2 separate regions of the Homo sapiens genome follow, and region 2 is linked to region 1. A link is an interaction called in ENCODE POLR2A ChIA-PET data of the cell type or tissue named here. Cell type or tissue: Panc1. All regions are shown on one strand. Links, peaks and the distances in the headings refer to the core of each region. The heading gives the core; the rest is flanking DNA.

Region 1 (10,035 bases), core at 3,274-8,273:
CTGTGTGGGAGAGAGTCAGGGCTGTGGCAAAGAAATGATTTTCTGAAGTCAGTTCAGTATTGTTTGAGCCATTTCAAATAGTATATTGTTTAAAGTGTCTTTTAAAGGTCCGGGAAAATGCTAAAAAGCAAAAATCATCCACCATTCTGCCACCAAGAGAGGATCACTGTGTATTTCTGATGTATTTATTTCCAGACTTTTCTATGTATTTGGGCATGAAAGAACTTTTTGGAGTGATTGAAATACTCTATCTTCATGGTGTAGTGGTTGCATGACTGTGTACATCTGAATTTTACAGTGTGCAAATCGTAGCTCATTCAACTTGACATGAAAAGCACAGTGGAAAGGGCGCCATTGGGATCTTTCTTTGCACAGGAACTGAGCTTTGTAAACAGCTTGGCTGTGGTTTCTTTGCAGACACTGCTCCAGAGGCTGCTCTGTGCTCCCTGGGGATGAACTATAAGGTGCTTTGTCATCCCCCACAGATGCCCACTGAGGTGGTTTTCAGCTTTTCTCCGCAAAAACCATACTGTGAACAGTTTGTGCCATATCTTGAGTGATTTATTACTGGGCCAAGGAGTATACATATTTTATAAGCTTGTGGTATTATCAGCCTGTTTTTTGGAAACTTGTGTTGTTCTATCCAGAGCCCAGAACTGTCTGGGAATGTCCTTGGGCCATTATTTTCAGTGTCATAAAGCTTTTGGGTTTTTAGGGGTCTTGGTTAGTAGATTTGCTTAGTGTTCAGACACCAAGCTTTACTTCTATTAAAAATAGGCCTGTTGTTAGTCAAAGATTTCTTAGATACGACACCAAATGCATGATCCAAAAAAGAAAAAAATGATGAATCGGACCTTCATCAAAGTTCAAAACATTTGCACTTCAAAAGACACTATTAAGAAAATATGACGAACAAGAGACTAGGAGAAAATATTTGTAAAACATATGCCCAGTAAAGGACTTATATTCCGAATTTACAATGAACTCTTAACAACTCAGTAACAAGAAGACAAACAATCCAATCAAAAAGTGGGTGAAGATACAAACAGACATTTCACCAAAGAAGTTGTATAAATAGCCAACATGTGCATAAAACAATCTCAGTATTCTTGTTAGGGAAATGCACATGAAAACTATGATGAAATACTATATTATACTCATGAGAATAGCTGTAGTGAATAAAACAGGCAATAAATCTTGTCAAGAATTTGGAGAAACAGGAAACTTCATGTTGTTGATGGGAACACAAAATGATGCAGCCCCTGTGGAAGATAGTTTGGCAGTTTCTCAAGAAGTTAATCACAAAATGACCATACGACCCAACTCTTCCACTCCTAGATATCGACCCAAGAGAGATGAAAACACATCCACACAAAGACTTGTGTGGGAATGTTCATAGCAACGTTGTTCATAAATGTCTAAATGCCCAAGCCAAATGCCCATTAACTGATGAATGGATAGGCAAACTGTGGTCTGTCCATACAATAGAATATTATTCAGTCATGAAAAGGAATGAAATACTGACACATGCCTCAACATAAATAAACCTTGGAAACATAACGGTAGGTGAAAGAAACCAGTCACAAAGCCAGAACACAGTGTCTGACTCAATTTATAGGAAATGTCTAGAAAAGGCCAATTTTTAGAAACAAAGTAGATATGGTTGCCTAGGACTGGGAGTTGGAACAGAGATTAATTATAAATGTGCATGAAGTCTTATTAGGGGGATGAAAATGTTCTAAAATGAATTTATGATGATGATTACAGCACTAGGTAAAGTTACTGAAAATCATTGAATTCTACGCTTGAAATGGATGGATTTTATTAAATAAAAAATACTTCAATAAAGCTGTTAAAAATGGGGAAGGGGCAAGAAGAAGGTGTATGTAGCTGATTCCCAATATGCTTCCAGCTGCCAGAGTCTTGGGATAGCTTCAGGAAGGCCTCTACATAGCCTGTGGGAGCTTGGGAACCCTCCACCCGGCAGAGTAAGGATGAAGGGATGGATTGTTCAGTGACCTTGAACACCTCCTGCCCCTGGATGCTTGTCCCTCTGCTTACCAGATGTACAGTCCATGTCTTCATCCCCTTGAAGTGGGGCCAGCCTCATGACTTGCTTTGGTTAATGGCATGTAGCAGAGTGACATGGTGCTGGTTCCACGCCTAGGTCCCAAGAGGCCTTGCAACTTCTTCTTTGCCCTCTGGGATCCCTGCTCTGAGAATGCCATCTGAGGAAGCCAGGCCGGGCTATGAGGAGATGAGGCACCACATAGAAGGAAGCTGGTGTACCACTGGGGGCGGGGGAACCCATGGAGGGGAACCAGCGGGCCCACGAAGAGCCAGCAGCAACTGCCAGACATGCAAGTGAGGACTTCTGGCAGCTTCCAGCCATGTTGGTCCTCCAGCTGAGCACAGCATAGGGAGTGAGCCCAGGCGAGGCCAGCAGAGAACTACTCAGCTGATGCATGGAGTGGTGAGAAATAACAAGTGTTTGTTTGACACCATTAAGTTTGGGGATGGTTTTTACTCAGTAACAGATAACTGAAACAGAAGCCCCCCTTCCTTTGCTTCTGATCTGCCAGCCCTGAAGCCATCTTCACTGAGGTAGGGTTGTAGACCCACCACTGTCTCATACCTGAGTAGTGGGTAGCACACCTTTGCCCTCACTTCATCCTGTGATGCCCTAGGTCTTGACCCAGACACCATCTCTCTCAGGGCAGTGGTTCCATATTCTGGTTGTGCAATACAATCTTGGTGGTAATTTAAAAATATGGCTCCCGTTCCTATTATTTATTGCACAACAAATCACCCCAAAACTTAGTGGTTTAAGAGAGCAACAATTTGCTTATAAATCTACAATTTCTCATGATGGAGACAGCTTGTTTCTGTTCCTCAATGTCAGCCAGGGTGGCTCAAAGACTGAGGGCTGGGATCATTTGAAGTCTTGCACTCTCATATGTCTGGGGGTTGAGGCTGCAATTGGCTGGGAACCGTCAGTCACAACAGTTTCATGTGGCCATTTCACATGGCTGCTTGGGCTTCCTCACAACATGCTAGCTGGATTCCTAGCATGAATACTATACCTCAAAAGAACAGGGCAGAGGTAGATGGAATTTATATGACCTGGCCTCAGAAATCACATAGTGTCATTTCCTCTGCACTCTTTTGACTGAGCCAGTCACAGAGGTCTGCCCAGTTTCCAGAGAAGGAGACTAGACCCCCCAACTGGGTGGGAGGAATGTGAACCTCACAATGCCTGCCGGAAGATTATGTGGGAGGGGATCTTTTGAGGTGGCTGTCTTTGGAAAATACAATCTGCCACTGGTTTCTAAGCTCCACCCCTGGAGAGTCACTTCCACAGGTCTTTAATGAAGCCTCAGAATTGTATTTTTGACATGTAGGTGTTTCCAGTGCACATCCAGGATGGCACATTGGCCCTTGGTCCAAGACCTCTGGCCTCTCACTATTGAGCTTGGGAAGAGATTGGCTTCTGTCCTAGGTGGTGATGTGATCTAGGAACCTTTGGAGGGAAACCAGCCTCAGGCCAGTGGGTAGGACCTGGGGAGCAGGAGGCCTGATGTCTGTCCAAGAGTGGTGGTAGTGTTGAACTGCCCTTGTTAAAGGGCCCTTTTGGGGGCTGGTGTATCTGAGTAGCTTTGTATTCTTCCAGCCCTTCATGTGTCTCCTGAGCACTTCCTGGCATACAGACAGCAGTCTCCAGGCTGCTGCAGGTGGGGTGTGGGCAAGGTGGTTGCCGTTCTCGTGCTAAGAGTTTGAACCCACTCCTCACAGGGCCCACTGCCATTTGGTGTCTTCCCTAACAGCTGTACTTGAGGCTGTTTTTCAGACTGAACCCGAGGAGTATTGGAGCACCCAGTATTAAAGGGGCTGTCCCATGCCCTGAGAGCGGTCTGGGGAGGCATGCACTGGGAGGCTCAGGACTTGGGTCTCAGCCCCAGCTGCGCCACAGTTTTGCTCTTTGACACAAAGTAGGTCATAGCTCAACTCAGCTAAAGTTTTCTTAATAGCCAAGCTTGTGTGTAGCCTCAGCTCCCATTCTCTTGAACAAACTGACTGCCGGAGCAGGGTGCCCTCCCTCAACAGAAGACCTGCCTTGGCTCCCCATTGCCCATAGTCCTGTGCCCTAACCTGCCCTGTGGGGCTATGTACCATGGGCCCTGCACACTGCTACAGCCTCGCCACCCATTCCTGAAACTTGCCATGCCCTTTCACCTCTATGGGCCTTTGCATATGCTGTTCCTCTACCTGGGATGCTTTCTCTTGCTTTCACCGCCTCTGCCTAGTCACCCCCCAGATTTGGCGTTGCTCACTTCCTCCATGAGGCCTACCCCAGCCCTCTGTCCCAGCCGCTTGCTGTGCTGAGGTCCTCTACATTAGGAGCCGCAGCCAGGGCTCTCAGCTTGGGTGGTTTAGCAGACGAGCGGAGGCTTTGGAGTCAGGCAGTCCGGATTTCAACACAGTGCTGCGCCCTACTTGCTGTGTGACCTCGGGCGAATCGCTTCACCTCTCTAAGCTTTGTTTTCTGATCTCTGAGTTGGCGCTCATGATCACTAACAAGAATTCTCATGCTATTTTAAGGACATCAGCGACAGAAGCAGAGAATCTAATGAGAGGGATCGTGGGGAGGTCTGGTTTTTAAGGACATCGGCGACAGAAGCAGAGAATCTAATGAGAGGGATCGTGGGGAGGTCTGGAGTTTGCAGAGCCCACAGCTTCCTTTGCTTTTATTAAAGAATGGGAGGTGGGAGCTGATGGAGGGGGAGGAAGGAGCCATCAACCCCTACCTCCCATCGTACGGGCAAGGACCAGGCTTATAGTAGGTGCTGACGTTCCGAGTAGAAACTCCTTAATGAGTGAATGCATGAGTGAAGGAATGAAGGCAGCTGGTTTCTGAACCTGGATGTAGCCATTTGACAAACTGCGCGCAGTGGCTGAGGGGGAAAGCCCCGCCCCGCGGAGCCCCGCCCCCAGGCCGCACGCCCTCGCGTCTCCTAGCAACCGCCAAACGTAGCTGAGTGGCTGGGCCTGCGGCCCTCCCTGCACCGGCGGACGCTCCTCTCAGTCTTGGAGTCTCTTCGCCCAGGTGGCTGTGGATCCGGTACGGGAGTTGCCGCCGCGGTCCAACTCCCCGCTGCCGCCCAGCGCATCCGCTCGCAGGTACCGCCAGCACCTGGAGGGGAACCCCGACCCCTGCCCCCACCTCGGCCGCCGCAGCCCGGGACTCTTCCCGCCTCGCCTCGATGCGTGTTCCCTCTTCGGCGTTTGCCCGGCGTTCCGCCTCCATGGGCCTGAGCTGATGCCCCGAGCCCAGCACCCAGTGCACATTCATGTTCTGTCTTGGGGACAGGGCTTGCCCTCCCCGACCTCGCCAGGCTCCTGCACGTGCTGCCCCCGGCCTGGTTTGCCTCTCCCCAAATAGCAAACGCATCTTGTGCTTAGGCGCAGCAGGCCTGCCTGAGCAGACGTCCCCTCTCCCGCCTGGTGGCTCCCGGGAGCTGCTCACCTGGGGCAGGCATTCCAGAAGCCCGGCGACTGACTCCTGGTTAGGCGAAGGAAACGGGGTTGCTCGTCGTCGTGCTTACTGCCAGCCACCCTTATCTGTTGTTCCTTCATCCATTCATTCTCTAAGTCGATTGAGTACCGACTGTGTGGCAGGCAGTGAAGGAGCCCCGGCGTTCATCTAGGAGCAGGCGGGGGAAGCAGGGAAGAGAAGGGTGGGTGCTTCTGCAGGAGGCCGGGCTTACCTCCTGGAGCAGCCCTGGAATACAGGCGGGGACAGCCTTCACTTTCTCCCTGCCAGGAGCGCCGGCGGCCAGCAGTGCGCTCTGCAGCATGTCGCTACATGCCTGGGAGTGGGAAGAGGACCCCGCAAGCATAGAGCCCATCTCCTCCATCACTAGCTTTTACCAGTCCACGAGCGAGTGTGACGTGGAGGAACACCTGAAGGCCAAGGCCAGGGCCCAGGAGTCTGACTCTGACCGCCCGTGCAGCAGCATCGAGTCCTCATCTGAGCCTGCCAGCACTTTCAGCTCCGACGTGCCCCACGTGGTCCCCTGCAAATTCACCATCTCACTGGCCTTCCCTGTGAATATGGGTAGGTGCTAGAGCAGAAGTTTAACACCCTCTGAAAAAAGGAGGTGCATGACTTTCTGCAGGAGTTTAGGGCGCATACACCCCACATCCTCTCTCCACCTGCCCCACCCCAAAGCGGGCTGGCCAGTGCCAGCCAGGAGCAGAGGTTGAAAAGAAACAGCAATTTTAGGAGAGGCCCAACTGTGGCTGCATCAGCTTCACATACTTAATCCTCTCAACAACCCTAAAGCAGGTGATGTTCTGTCTGCTTTTTACAGAAGAAAAAAAAACCATGGAGAGGTTAAGGCATTGATTCTCATAAGCGCTTGTGCATCACCTAATACCTTGTTTAAAATACATTTTCCGGGAGTCTGAGGCAGGAGAGTCTCTTGAACCCCGGAGGTGGAGGTTGTGGTGAGCAGAGATCACGCCATTGCACTCCAGCCTGGGCAACAAGAGCAAAACTCTGTCAAAAAAAAAAAAAATAATAATTCTTTTTTTATTGAGATGGAGTCTTGCTCTGTCACCAGGCTGGAGTGCAGTGGTGCGATCTCAGCTCACTGCAACCTCAGCCTTCCGGGTTCAAGCAATTCTCGTGCCTCAGCCTCCCAAGTAGCTGGGATTACAGGTGCACGCCACCACACCCATCTAATTTTTGTATTTTTAGTAGAGACTGGGTTTCACCATGTTGGCCAGAATGGTCTCGAACCCCTGACCTCAGGTCATCCTCCTGCCTCAGCCTCCCAAAGTGCTGGGATTACAGGCATGAGCCACCGCACCCGGCCAAAAAATACATTTTCTCTGATCTGTTGAATCAATCTCTGAATGTAAAGGTGTATCAATTAGCTATTGCCACAAAAATGCGGTGCAACAAACCCAAACAAGCCCCCAAGCTCATGGCTGCACACAGGAACCTGAGGTTCTCCTGGAGGTGCTGGGCGCTGGTCTAGGCTGGGTTCTGCAACAGCTCAGCTCTGCTTCATGCTGCTCCTTTTCCTCCTGGACCAGTGGGCTATCCTAGACCCCTTCTTGTTCTAGAAACACGGACACACAGGAGGGCAAGCCTAGCCCCACAAACACTCCTCAAGTCTTTGAGTGTCTCCCACCTGCTAGCATTTTATTGGCCAAACCAAGTCACATGGTTCCAGCCCAATATGAGGGGAGGAGACAAGTAGTACTTCACATCTTGATAGACCTTGCTTTGTTTTGTTTTCATCTGCTTACTTGAACTAGCCCACCATTATGATTTCAACTTCTCCTGGTATTCTGTCGATGGTGTAAGTTTCTTGTATGGGTTGGAACCCCGAGAGCGCACCAACAGACAACACGAGGCGGTGTGGAGCAACATGCTGTTTCAATGAACGCCTTGGTGCAGGCCGGCTGAGGCCTAAAATGGCGTCAGCCCCAAGTGAGGACGGGGCAAAGGTTTTATAGTCTCCTGTAAACAGGAAGTGTCCTAGTCTGGCGTAACTGCTACGCTGTACCCGGATGGCCTCTTTCTCATCTTCATGTCTTCCGGCCAGGGTAGGTGTATTCCAGCCGGCTCTCCTCCTGCTTCTGCTATTTTGCTGGTGCACGCTGCTGACGTAAGTGACCTTACGCCTTGGGACTAGGCTTGAGAAGGGAGGAGTTATTCATCTCCTTAAGCTTTCAGGCCCTGGGGAGAGTCTTACAGATGGTTGCTTCAGCTATTTTGGAGGCCGACTGGTTGGGTGTATAGTATGTTTAGAACTGCTCCATCTTCTTGGTGAACTGAACTTTTTGTCATTTTATGGTGACCATTCCTGTCTAAAATGATGCCTTTACTCTTGGGTCTATTGCTATAAAGCAAAAGAGCCTGGAAAAAGACATCTGGCAAATACCAACCAAAAGAAAATTGGCACTTGACCTCCTTTAGCCCTCATCTCTTTCACAGCATCTTCTAAGCATGTTTTTGTTTTTGTTGTTGTTGTCCTCTAAAGGCATTTATAAAATGGATCTCTGTGGGGCAAAACTTCATGAGACCTTGTGTGCCTAAGAGTATTTTTTTATCATGCCAATACCTTTAAATGACATACCTTCGGCTCTACATAAAATTCTAGTTTAATTTTTTTTTCCTTCAATACCTGAGTATTTACAGATGAGTACATAAATGTTTCTTTATATAAATTATTTATTTATTTATTTTTGAGACGGAGTCTTGCTCTGTTGCCTAGACTGGAGTTCAGTGGCACAATCTCGGCTCACTGCAACCTCCACCTCCCAGGTTCAAGCAATTCTCCTGTCTCAGCTTCCCAAAGTAGCTGGGACCACAGGCACATGCCACCACGCCCAGCTAATTTTTGTATTTTTAGTAGAGATGGGGTTTCACCATATTGGTCAGGCCGGTCTTGAACTCCTGACCTTAGGTGATCCACCCGCCTTGGCTTTCCAAAACGCTGGAATTACAGACGTGAACCACCACGCCCGACCTATAAATTGTTTATTTCAGAGAAATGAGATCCTACAACTTACTTTAAAATGTTTTGACATGATTTAGATTATCTTTGAGAATATGATCAAGGATACTTGTTTTTGTTTGTTTGTTTTTAGACAGAGTCTCTCTCTGTCACCCAGGCTGGAGTACAGTGGCGCGATCTTGGCTCACTGCAACCTCCGCCTCCTGGGTTCAAGCGATTCTCCTGCCTCAGCCTCCCAAGCAGCTGGAACTACAGGCACATGCCACCATGCCCAGCTAATTTTTGTATTTTTAGTAGAGACGGGGTTTCGCCATGTTGGCCAGGCTGGTCTGGAACTCCTGACCTCAGATCATCCTCCTGCCTGGGCCTCCCAAAGTGCTAGGATTACAGGCATGAGCCACTTTGCCTGGGCAAGGATACTTGTTTTAATTTTGTTGTTTCATTTTAAACACCTATATATTAACAGTATTCCATTATATGTCTCTAATTTATCCTACCCCTTATTGGTGGATATTTGAGTTGTTTCAAATGTTTTTCTGTTGCAATTCTGCGATAGACATTCTTTACGTCCATTTTTGTGCATATATGTGGGCACTTCTGTTGCCTGTATTCCAAGAAGTAAATTTGCTGGATTGAAGGCATGTATTAATAGTTTTTGATAGATATTGTCAACTTCCCCTTTAAAAGGGCTAAATAACTTGCCTTTCTGTCTACAGAAAATGAGAGGCTCTGTTTGTCCACTTGCTGGCCCACCTGGGATTGAATCAGAAAAGGTCTAATGCTACCAGAGACTGGCAGGAGAAGCTTCACTCCAATCTCTGCACAAATGCTAACTATTTTGGTAGCAGAAAAATTAATGCTGCAGCAGTCTCCTGGGGTTAAAAATTTAGACTTTAAAAACTACAGCTTTAAAGACAGTCATGTTTTTATAGAATGATATTTGGATTAAATGTTTATGGAGCTTCTTATGATGTGAAAAGCCCCAACCTAGAGTGTGCAGTTTAAGCTGGAGTGTAAGCAACCAGGGGTGGGGTCAGGGGGCTCCTTGGGCTCTGGACTCTGGCAGAAGCCCATCTGTACCTTCCACATCCTGTCACCCTATCCACCCCGCATTGGGTAGCTTCACCCATGACATTTTTGTGAAGCTGCTTTCTCTGTCTGTCTGGAATATCTGCCAGCTTTGCTCCTCTAAGACTCTGCTAAGGTCCCCCTGGGAGGCCCACCCCACCCTCCCCATGCAGAGTTTTCTCCTCCACCTTCGTTCTTCACAACCTTGTTCCTGCTGCTATTATTGCACAAATCACATTGTACTGTGATTTTTTTTTTTTTTTTTTTTTACCTGCTTCTTAGGGCCAGGAGGGACCAGGGTAAGGCAAGTATGGCGTCTCTCCTAATAACATCTGGCCTGGCCATGTGATTTCACTTTAACTCTATCACCTTTTTAACCCTAGGCCTACTAACCAACACTCACTCTCCAACTGAGACACTCACTCTGAAAACCATG
Region 2 (10,035 bases), core at 2,272-7,271, 240 kb before region 1:
AGCTGGGCATGGTGGTGCGCACCTGTAGTCCCAGCTACTTGGGAGGCTGACCAGGTGGGAAGATCACTAGAGCCTGAAAGGCAGAGGTTGCAGTGAGTCGAGATTGCACCACTGCACTCTAGCCTGGGTGACAGAACGAAACCCTGTCTCACACACACAAAAAGACATGTTTTTAATGGTTAGAATGGAAAAATTTCATGTTATATGATTTTTACCAGAATAAAAAAACATAAACGACACTTTTATTGTCTTCCAGTTTCTGTGGGTAGGAATCCAGGCATAGCTCAGCTGGGGCCTCTGCTCCAGGGTCTCTCATGAGGCAGCACAAGGGCTAGATTCTCATCTGTAGGATCAGCTAAAGAAAGACCCTCCTTCAGTATCACATGATCATTGGCAGGACTCAGTTCCTCACATGCTGTGGGACTGAGGGCCTCGGTTGCTCACTGGTTGCTTACCGGCTGTTGGCCAGAGGCTGCTCTCAGTCCCTTGCCACATGGGCCTCTCCAACGCTGCAGCTCGCTTCTCCCCAGTGTGCCAACCAAGAAGGCAAGAGAGAGAGTCTGCTGGCAGAGGGAAGTAATAATTTTTGGTAACCTTATTACAAAGGAGCATCCCATCACCTTTAGTCATAGTCTATTGGGTAGAATAAAGTCACTAGGTCCAGCCCACTTTCAAAGGGAGGAGTTGACACAGGCCATAAACCCCAGGAGGCAGAGATCACTGGAAATCTCTCAGCCTTTCCACAGTGTAAGGACCCAGCAAGAAGATACCATCTACAAACCAGGAAACAGGCCCTCACCAGACAGTGAATCTGTGGACTTCCAACCTCTAGAACTGTGAGAAATAAATTTGTGTTATTTATAAGCTTTTAAAAAAAAAAGAACTATCTTAAGCAGAGAAGGCAAGTGAGTAAAATATAGAAGTATTATTCATATTCATTAAGAAATACGCTTTTTAAGAGGCTGAGGTAGGACGATCATCTGAGCCTGGAAGGTCAAGAGTACAGTGAGCCGTCATCACCCCACTGCACTCCAGCCTGGGTGACAAAGACCCTATCTCAAACAACAACAACAACAATGACAAAAAAAGAAATATGCTTCCTCCTATTTTTCAAGAGATACTTACTGTCTCTGTCTATCTTTCATTTTCCCACTTTATTTTTTTTTTTCTGTCTCTTTTGTAAGAATCAAGATCTTGCTATGTTGCCCAGGCTGGAGTGCTATTAACAGGCACTATCATAGGGCACAGCAGCCTCCAACCCCCAGGCTCAAGGATCCTCCTCTGTAGTAGCTGGGACTATAGGGGTGTACCATTTTCTCACTTTCAACAGTAACATAAACTTAAGAAGTCCTCTCCCTTCTCTTAACTTTACTAGAAGAAAAGCAGTAATGCAAGAGAGATGGTGAATAATATCTGTTAGGCCTCTGGTGGCAGGGATACGATAGAGAGAGGTAGGGACTGAGGCAAATAGGAGAGTGCACACCTCAGGTAACGGGACGGCTGTGAGTCACTGCACCTGGCTGTTGGTATGCAGGAATTCAGGCCCAGAATGGCCAATCTTGAGATTTTTCCAGAGAAACTGGAAATGGAGATTTCAAAAGAAATACTCTGATTTTTAAATTTTTGGCAACAGACTCAACATGTTTTAAAATATTGTGCATGCAGGCCAGGCATGGTGGCTCACACATATAATTCCAGCACTTTGGGAGGCCAAGGCAGGCATATCACTTGAGGTCAGGAGTTCAGAGAACAGCCTGACCAACATGGTGAAACCTTGTCTGCACTCAAAATACAAAAATTAGCCAGGCGTGGTGGCGCATGCCTGTAGTCCCAGCTACTTGGGAGATTGAGGCAGGAGAATCGCTTGAACCTGACAGGCAGAGGTTGCAGTGAGCCAAGACTGCTCTACTGTACTCCAACCTGGGCGACAGAGCGAAACTCTGTCTCAAAAATAATAATAATAATAATTGCGGCCATGTGTGGTGGCTCATGCCTGTAATCCCAGCACTTTGGAGGCCGAGGCAGGCAGATCACAAGGTCAGGAGATGGAGAACATCCTGGCTAACACGGTGAAACCCTGTCTCTACTAAAAATACAAAAAAATTAGCTAGGCGTGGTGGCATGCACCTGCAATCCCAGCTACTCAGGAGGCTGAGGCAGGAGAATTGCTTGAAGCCAGGAGGCGGAGGTTGCAGTGAGCTGAGATCATGCCACTGCACTCCAGCCTGGGCGACAGCGCAAGACTCCGTCTCAAAAAAAAAAAAAAAAGAAAAGAAATTGTGCATGCCAAGATGATGCAGACCAAAGAGAAGGAAAAAAAAAAAAAAAAAAAAAAAGCTTGCTCCAGCCCTGTGATGCTTACAAGTACCACATGGTACCCTCTTCTCTTTTCCTCGGCTTCCGGAGGTCACCTGCCCTGGTTTCTCACTTCCCTTTTTTGCCTGCTGCATCTCACACTGTTTTGCAGGGTCCTTCCTGCTGCCCATTGGATGTTGGCATTTGCTTACGGCTCAGCCCTAGACTTCCTCTTCTCACTCAGCAAGCTTCCCTGGGTGATCTCAATCACTTTCAACCAACCTACCACTGGTGTGCTGATGACACCTAAATCTAGATCCACCACCCAGCCCAGAGCTCCCAACACAGCACAACATAGGAACTGATTTCCTAACTCCACGTTTCCCTAACCAGACTCATCAACCTGTTCCAAGTCCCTGCAGACCAGCTCACCTCTCTCAATGGCACCACTCAGTTGCATAAGCCAGAAATTAGAGCCATCCTTGACATTTTCTTTCCTCTCATTCTCCACATCCAATTCATCCACATCCTTCTTTGTCTCTTCAGCAAATATACATAGAATTCTTCCTGTAGACCAGGCTGCGTATCTGGGGATGAGCAACAAACAGGACCGGGAGTCTCATGCTGTGGGCCAGTAGCTAACATTATGCTCTTTCACTGCAGCAGTCTGGGTTCAATTCCCAGCCAGGAAGTGATTCCTTTAAAAAAATTAAACAAAAATAAAACCAGAAACAAGCCTGTGTGCAGAGCCTCATGCCTGTAATCCCAGCATTTTGGGAGGTTGAGGTGGGTGGATCACCTGAGGTCAGGAGTTCGAGACCAGCCTGGCCAACATGGCAAAACCCCATCTCTACTAAAAATACAAAAATTAGCCAGGCATAGTGGCGTGCGCCTATAGTCCCGGCTACTCGGGAGGCTGAGACAGGAAAATTGCTTGAACCCAGCAGGCAGAGGTTGCAGTTGAGCCGAGATCGTGCCACTGCACTCCAACCTGAGCAACAGAGTAAGACGCCTTCTAAAAAAAAAAAATATATATATATATAATAAAAATAAACAAGTCAGGCAAAATCTCTACCCGCATAATGGCCACAGTCTAGCTGAGGTGATAGTTTTAAACCAGTTTCCTTAGCTTTGGAATTAACTTTAAATAGAGAAATTTTTTAAATTTTTAAATAGGGAGGCCAGGCGTGGTGGCTCAAGCCTGTAATCCCAGCACTTTGGGAGGCCGAGGTGGGTGGATCACGAGGTCAGGAGATCAAGACCATCCTGGCTAACACGGTGAAACTGTCTCTACTAAAAATACAAAAAAATTAGCCAGGCATGTTGGTGGGTGCCTGTAGTCCCAGCTACTTGGGAGGCTGAGGCAAAAGAATGGTGTGAACCTGGGAGGCAGAGGTTTTAGTGAGCCGAGATCGCACCACTGCACTCCAGCCTGGGCAACAGAGCAAGTCTCCATCTCAAAAAAAAAAAATTTATACAACAGAGTTGGGTAAATAAGCACTAAATGGGTTACTATAATGCAATGTGCTTAGAACTGCATCGGGCACACAGTAGGTGCTCAATAAATGCTAGTTATTATTAGAGAAAGTAAGCAAACTCATAAGGGGTAAAAGAGGAAGCTGTGACAGAGATCAAGAGAGGACCTCCTGTCATGGGGATGGGCAGAGAAGCCTTCTGTTAGGAGGCCACGTAGCAGATGAAACCTGAGGAATGAGAAGGCGGGGAGATCGACCAGTGCAAAGACGAAAAGTGGCAAATGGTTTGGACTAAGGTGGAGCAGGGTGGAGAGGGAGGAAAGAGGACCCTTGTCAGATCTATCTGGAAGTAGAATTGACATGGGTGGGTAAAGCAAGACAGTGGAAGGGATCCAAGGTGACACCTCTGTTCCTGGCTTTAATAAGCCAACATCATTGATTGAAATGGATAAACCTCGGACAGCACCAGGTTGGGGGAACAAGCTTCCCAGGAGAGGTGTTCCGTAGCCCATTTCCTGCACGGTCACTAGGATCCATCCTGACCCTCCCACCCTGTGCCACCCTGGTCCCAGTCTGCCTCCCTGGGCTCCTGAAGCAGCCTCCACCCCCTCTACCCCTCTCCAGTCTTCCCTCCACTCTGCAGCCTGGATGGCCTTGTGCACACAAACCTCCAGGCACCCCTGGTGAGCAATTAATTGCTCAGTCTAAGAGTTCAACAAGTGCTTATTGACTGCCGGGTTTATAGGCCGTTGCAGCCAGAAGGAGCCTTAATAGCCACCTACAGTCATGAGCCATGTAACAACATTTTGATCAATGATGGATCGCATATGCAACAGTGGCCCACAAGATTACAATGGCGCTGAAAAATTCCCACCACCTAGTGATGCTGTAGCTGTCTTAAAGTCATAGTGCAATGCATTACTCATGTTTTTGTGGTGATACTAGTGTAAACACACCTACTGTGCTGCCAGTCATAGAAAAGCACAGTACATAATACTTGGTAGTGACCATAAACAATTGTTACTGGTGTATGTATTTACTTTTTTTGTTGTTTTTAAGATGGAGTTGCCCAGGCTGGAATGAAGTGGCTCAATCTTGGGCGTGGTGGCGGTCGCCTGTAGTCCCAGCTACTCGGGAGGCTGAGGCAGGAGAATGGTGTGAACCCAGGAGGCGGAGATTGCAGTGAGCCGAGATTGAGCCACTGCACTCCAGCCTGGGTGACAGAGCAAGACTCTGTCTCAAAAAAAAAAAAAAAAGAATAAGGACATAAATAAATTGGGCAACATAGGGAGACCCCATGTCTACAAAAAAAAAAGAAGGAAAAGAAAATAATTTTGTACAGCTGTACAATGTGTTTGTCTTAAGCTAAGTGTCTAAAGAGTCAAAAAATTAAAAACATTTAAAAGTTTATAAAGTAAAAAAGTTATAATAAGCTAAGCATAATTTGCTATTGAAGAAAGAAAAATATATTTTATAAATTTGTGCAGCCTAAGTATACAACGTTTATGAAGTCTGCCATAGGGCATAGTCATGCCCTCGACCTTCACATTCACTCACCACTCACTCAATGACTCACCAGAGCAACTTCCAGTCCCACAAGCTCCAGGCATGGTAAACGCCCTATAGAGATGCACCATTTTTATCTTTTTTTTTTTAAATTGAGTCAGTCTTGCTCTGTCGCCCAGGCTGGAGTGCAGTGGGGTGATCTCGGCTCACTGCAACCTCCACCACCCAGGTTCAAGTGATTCTCCTGCCTCAGCCTCCCAAGTAGCTGAGATTACAGGCACATGCCACCAAGCCTGGCTAATTTTTGTATTTTTAGTAGAGTTGAGGTTTCAACATGTTGGCCAGGCTGGTCCCATTCAGCCTAGGTGTGCAGTAGGCTCTTCCATCTAGGTTTGTGTAAGTGTACTCTGTGATGTGCACACAACAGAATTGCCTAAGGAGGCATTTCTCGGAACATATCCTCACCGTTAAGTGACACATGACTATACTTTAAACTGTCAGTCATGTGGTCTTTCTGCTTCCACATTCTCACTGCCTGCCCTATCCTTGTGAGAGTCAGTGGGCAGGGCAGCAAGAGACAGGGCTTTAAATTCAAGAACCTGCATTCAGTTCAGGAAAGTTACTTAAGTTCTGGGGACTCTCGACATTTTGTCTGTAAAAGAAAAAGCGTCCTTTTTTTTTTTTTTTTTTTTTGAGACAGAGTCTTGCTCTGTTGCCCAGGCTGGAGTGCAGTGGCACAATCTCGACTCACTGCAAGCTCCGTCTCCCGGGTTCACGCCACTCTCCTGCCTCAGCCTCCGGAGTAGCTGGGACTACAGGCACCCGCCACCACGCCCAGCTAATTTTTTGTATTTTTAGTAGAGACGGGGTTTTACTGTATTAGCCAGGATGGTATCCATCTCCTGACCTTGTGATCCGCCCGCCTCGGCCTCCCAGAGTGCCGGGATTACAGGCGTGAGCCACCGCGCCAGGCCCAAAAAGTGTCCTTTTTAACTGGTGTGTGGGGGGGTCCCAGGTTCAGTGATTTGCTAGGGGGACTCATAGAACTCAGAAAAGCTGCTATACTCATGGTTATAGTTTATTACAGCAAAAGGATACAGATTAAAATCAGCACAGGAAAACGTGTTTAGGGCAGAATCTGGGAGAGAGCAGGTGCGAGTTTCCATGTGGCCTTACCGGAAGAGTTGTAGGGACCGTGCTTCATTCTCCCGTAAGGATGCGTGGTAGCCTGCAGGGAGTGTTGACAACAGGGAAGCTCACCCAAGCCTCAGTGTGCAGGTTTTTTATTGAGGGTCAGTCACACGGCCATGGAGCACCAACCTGCTTGATCTTAGTCTCCAGCATGACCCTGCAACCACGTCAAACTCAGTGTGGCCCAAGACCCGAAGCAAACAGAAACGGACATTCACCCCGAAGCACATTTTTAGCACAAGTATCTGGCAGGGCCCAAGGCCCCAGGTATGCAAAGCCACTCCATCAGGCAGGATATTTCAACTGTTTATAGGTTATCTTCCAGGAGCCGGTCTTTGGGATGTGCAGGGTTTGAGCGTCACAAGCCTGCTGAGTCACCTCTTTACTGCATAGCTTAGTCTGAACAATTACCGTGTGTATCAGCCACAGCCCAGGCAGAAGCAGACAGAATTCAGTACAAGGACTTATTACACAGGAATGGAAGAGCTGGGAAACCAAGCAGGAAGTGGGGAGGGAACTGGGAGATCAGCAACAGGAAGGACAGGAAGCCTCTCTTGCCTCTAGGGTAGAGGTGGAAGTGGAGCCCAGCAGCTGGAGCCATCTGTGGGAACCAAGGTCGTGATGAGGGCCACCTGGTGGGCACTGCAGCCACAGAGAGAGGGGCTGTCCTACTGGGAACCAGTATTCAGAGGAGAATTAGTTGCCGTCCCACCCCAGGCAGAGGGAGAAAGGGAGAAATACCCTGGTTTCTCCCTCCCCCAAGCCACCAGTCTCCCACATGCATCTCCCAGCGGCTGGCCCCGGCCTAAGACAATTGGCAAGGGAGCCTGGGAATGCAGTGTCCACAAGAGTGAGGACTCCTAGGAAATTATCACACAACATTCACTTAGGGCCTTTTCCACTGTGCCTGACACCGTGCCAGGCACATCCACCATTGCCATCCCACACAGTCCTGTATGAGAACTGCCCTGCAAGCAGACACCACCATCTCAGTTTTATGGGTGAGGAAATTTAGGGACTCTGATAAAGAAAAACAGTCTGTTGGGAATGGAAATGGAGCAAGAGGGCTGGAGGAAAAGAAGGAGAGCTGTGGGCTTCACTCGGTCATAGAATGCACAGAATGTCCTGTGAAAACCTTCCAGGGCAGGAAGGACCCCCTGTAGCCAGAGCTACAGGTGGGAAGAGTAGGGTATTCATGAAGCACATTCTTTACTAACTTAACACAGTAAAGGATTTTCTCCTGCCAGCGGCACGGTGGCTCACGCCTGTAATCCCAGCACTTTGGGAGACCAAGCTGGGTGGATCACTTGAGGTCAGGAGTTCGAGACCAGCCTGGCCAACATGGGAAAACGCTGTCTCTACTAAAAATACAAAAATTAGGCCGGGCGCAGTGGCTCACGCCTAATCCCAGCACTTTGGGAGGCCAAGGTGGGCAGATCACAAGGTCAGGAGTTTGAGACCAGCCTGGCCAATATAGTGAAACTCTGTCTCTACTAAAAATACAAAAATTCGCCGGGCGTGGTGGCGCATGTCTGTAGTCCCAGCTACTCGGGAGGCTGAGGCAGAAGAATTGCTTGAACCCAGGAGGCGGAGGTTGCAGTGAGCCCAGATCGAGCCATTGTACTCAGCCTGGATGACAGAGAGCAAGACTCTGTCTCAAAAAAAAAAAAAAAAAAAAAAAAGAATTTCCTCCTGCCTGAAGCCTCATTTCCTTCCTCAATCAAATCGCCCCCACCCATTTCTCCCCCTGGGAAGACCTGGGTTCATTCACAGCAGAAATTGTCTGCACTGAATCTTTTCTTTTTCCCCTTGCTTGCTAGGATGACTTGTGGGTTTAGTTTGTTTCATTTCTCAAAGGCTTATTCACGGCTGTTTTTCATGTCATTTCACCCTGTTCATCAGTGGGATCTTCCCAGGGGTTGCTAATACACAAGGCAGTTAATCACACGTACTCAAGATCCAGGCAGCTGAGGTCTCCCACAGATGGCTTTAAGCACACCTTTGAATGATGCTAACTTCAAGCATTTGTCCTGGCCTTCAAGAAGCACAAAGCCCTTTCCTTCCCACAGCCTACATTTGGCCTAGCACCCTGGCTGAATTTCTTGTGATTTCAGATATCAGTTATCTCCTTTCCCAAAACCCTTGTTCAAAGATTCTGTCTAAATATACTTAATTTTCCTCAGTGTGACAATGCTACAGTGGTGATGTAGGAGAATTGAAATTACCTCCGAATCTTTGAGGGAAGGCCAGGCACGGTGGCTCACGCCTGTAATCCCAGCACTTTGGGAAGGTAAGGTGGGTGAATCATGAGGTCAGGAGATCGAGACCATCCTGGCTAACACGGTGAAACCTCTCTACTAAAAATACAAAAAATTAGCCGGGCGTGGTGGCGGGCGCCTGTAGTCCCAGCTACTCGGGAGGCTGAGGCAGGAGAATGGCGTGAACCCAGGAGGCGGAGCTTGCAGTGAGCGGAGATTGCGCCACTGCACTCCAGCCTGCCGACAACGTGTGAGGGAGCATGCAGTGAGTTGTCTTGTTGGACCTTTGGACGCTGCCTTGAAGTATTAGTTGAGTCAGGAGCTGCGACCCTTATTTTTCAGGCCGTGAGCCTGCCTCCTGAATGTTCTCTGCATTTCCAGAACCTATTCTGAGAAGCTAGCTAGGTCTAGGGACTGCCAGACAGGGAGGGGCTCAGAAGGAGGTTAAAAAATATCGTAGCATTGGAGGACTAACAACCTGTTGCAGACACTCTGACACAACATACACACAATCAGATGTGGTGTCTTGAATTAGATTCAGGACCCTGTTACCCATTTCTAATTATAACTAACATTTGTTTTCACGTACACCATCCAACATAATCCTCACATCCAGCCAGGAAGAGACAGTCAAAGGGAGCAAACATTTGGGCAACCTACATGCTAAAGTGTGCTGTGGGCTTTCCTATGTGTTAATCTTGGTGAATCTTCCCCACAACTCTGCGAAGAAGGTTTTATTACTATCTCCATCTTACAGTGGATGATACAGGCTTAGAGTTGACACAAGAAATGGCAGAGCTGCAATTCCGCCCTGAGTCTTTTGATTCCAAGTCACAGGCTCTATCCACTCCCTGCTCTGGCTTTCCCACAGCAGGGCATGTCATGGGCGGGTGGCCAGCCTGCGCACTCTCCAAGAGCTTCCTCTCCATACAAGGGTGTGCATGAGTCAGAGACACGCTGGCAGGACTAAAAGAAGATGCTTATCATATTACCTTGAATTTGTCTTTCTTTATCCAACCATAACATCTGAAATACACTATGCGTGATAGGATATATATAAAATGTTTCTGTGTGTTTACTATACTTTTTCAAATTAACAATGGACTCCATTGTATTTTGTGGGATTTTTGTTGTTGTTGTTTTTAAGACAGGGTCTCAGGCCGGGCACGGTGGCTCATGCCTGTAATCCCAGCACTTTGGGAGGCTGAGGCGGGCAGATCATGAGGTCAGGAGTTCAAGACCAGCCTGGCCAACATGGTGAAACCCCATCTCTACTAAAAATACAAAAATTAGCTGGGCATGGTGGCACG

What was found. ChIA-PET counts read pairs that join two places held together with the same protein. Peaks named below come from ENCODE experiments on the same cell type or tissue, not always from the same donor. Only the 100,000 strongest peaks of a DNase experiment are listed, where the experiment ranks them.
Region 2: POLR2A ChIA-PET joins it to region 1 with 18 read pairs; 7 of 35 experiments call an interaction of 5 or more read pairs at or near these places.

What each region holds. Positions count from the first base shown.
Region 1 is chr3:128,989,123-128,999,157 of GRCh38, reverse strand. It overlaps CFAP92 (cilia and flagella associated protein 92 (putative)), which reads left to right and starts at 5,082. Exons shown (of 16, transcript NM_001394090.1): 1 at 5,082-5,178; 2 at 5,822-6,115. The coding sequence starts at 5,854. RefSeq lists a silencer at 4,867-5,076 and an enhancer at 5,653-6,414. In Panc1, for the core only: no CTCF peak of the experiment used is centred there; no DNase peak of the experiment used is centred there; H3K4me3 peaks cover 1,015 bases.
Region 2 is chr3:129,226,182-129,236,216 of GRCh38, reverse strand. LOC105374102 (a long non-coding RNA gene) reads right to left here and starts at 5,475. Exons shown (of 3, transcript XR_924473.3): 1 at 5,347-5,475; 2 at 2,728-2,882; 3 at 206-560. RefSeq lists enhancers at 2,323-2,442, 4,308-4,809 and a silencer at 6,957-7,251. In Panc1, for the core only: no CTCF peak of the experiment used is centred there; DNase peaks (open chromatin) are centred at 4,656, 5,326, 5,701 and 6,890; H3K27ac peaks cover 4,048 bases.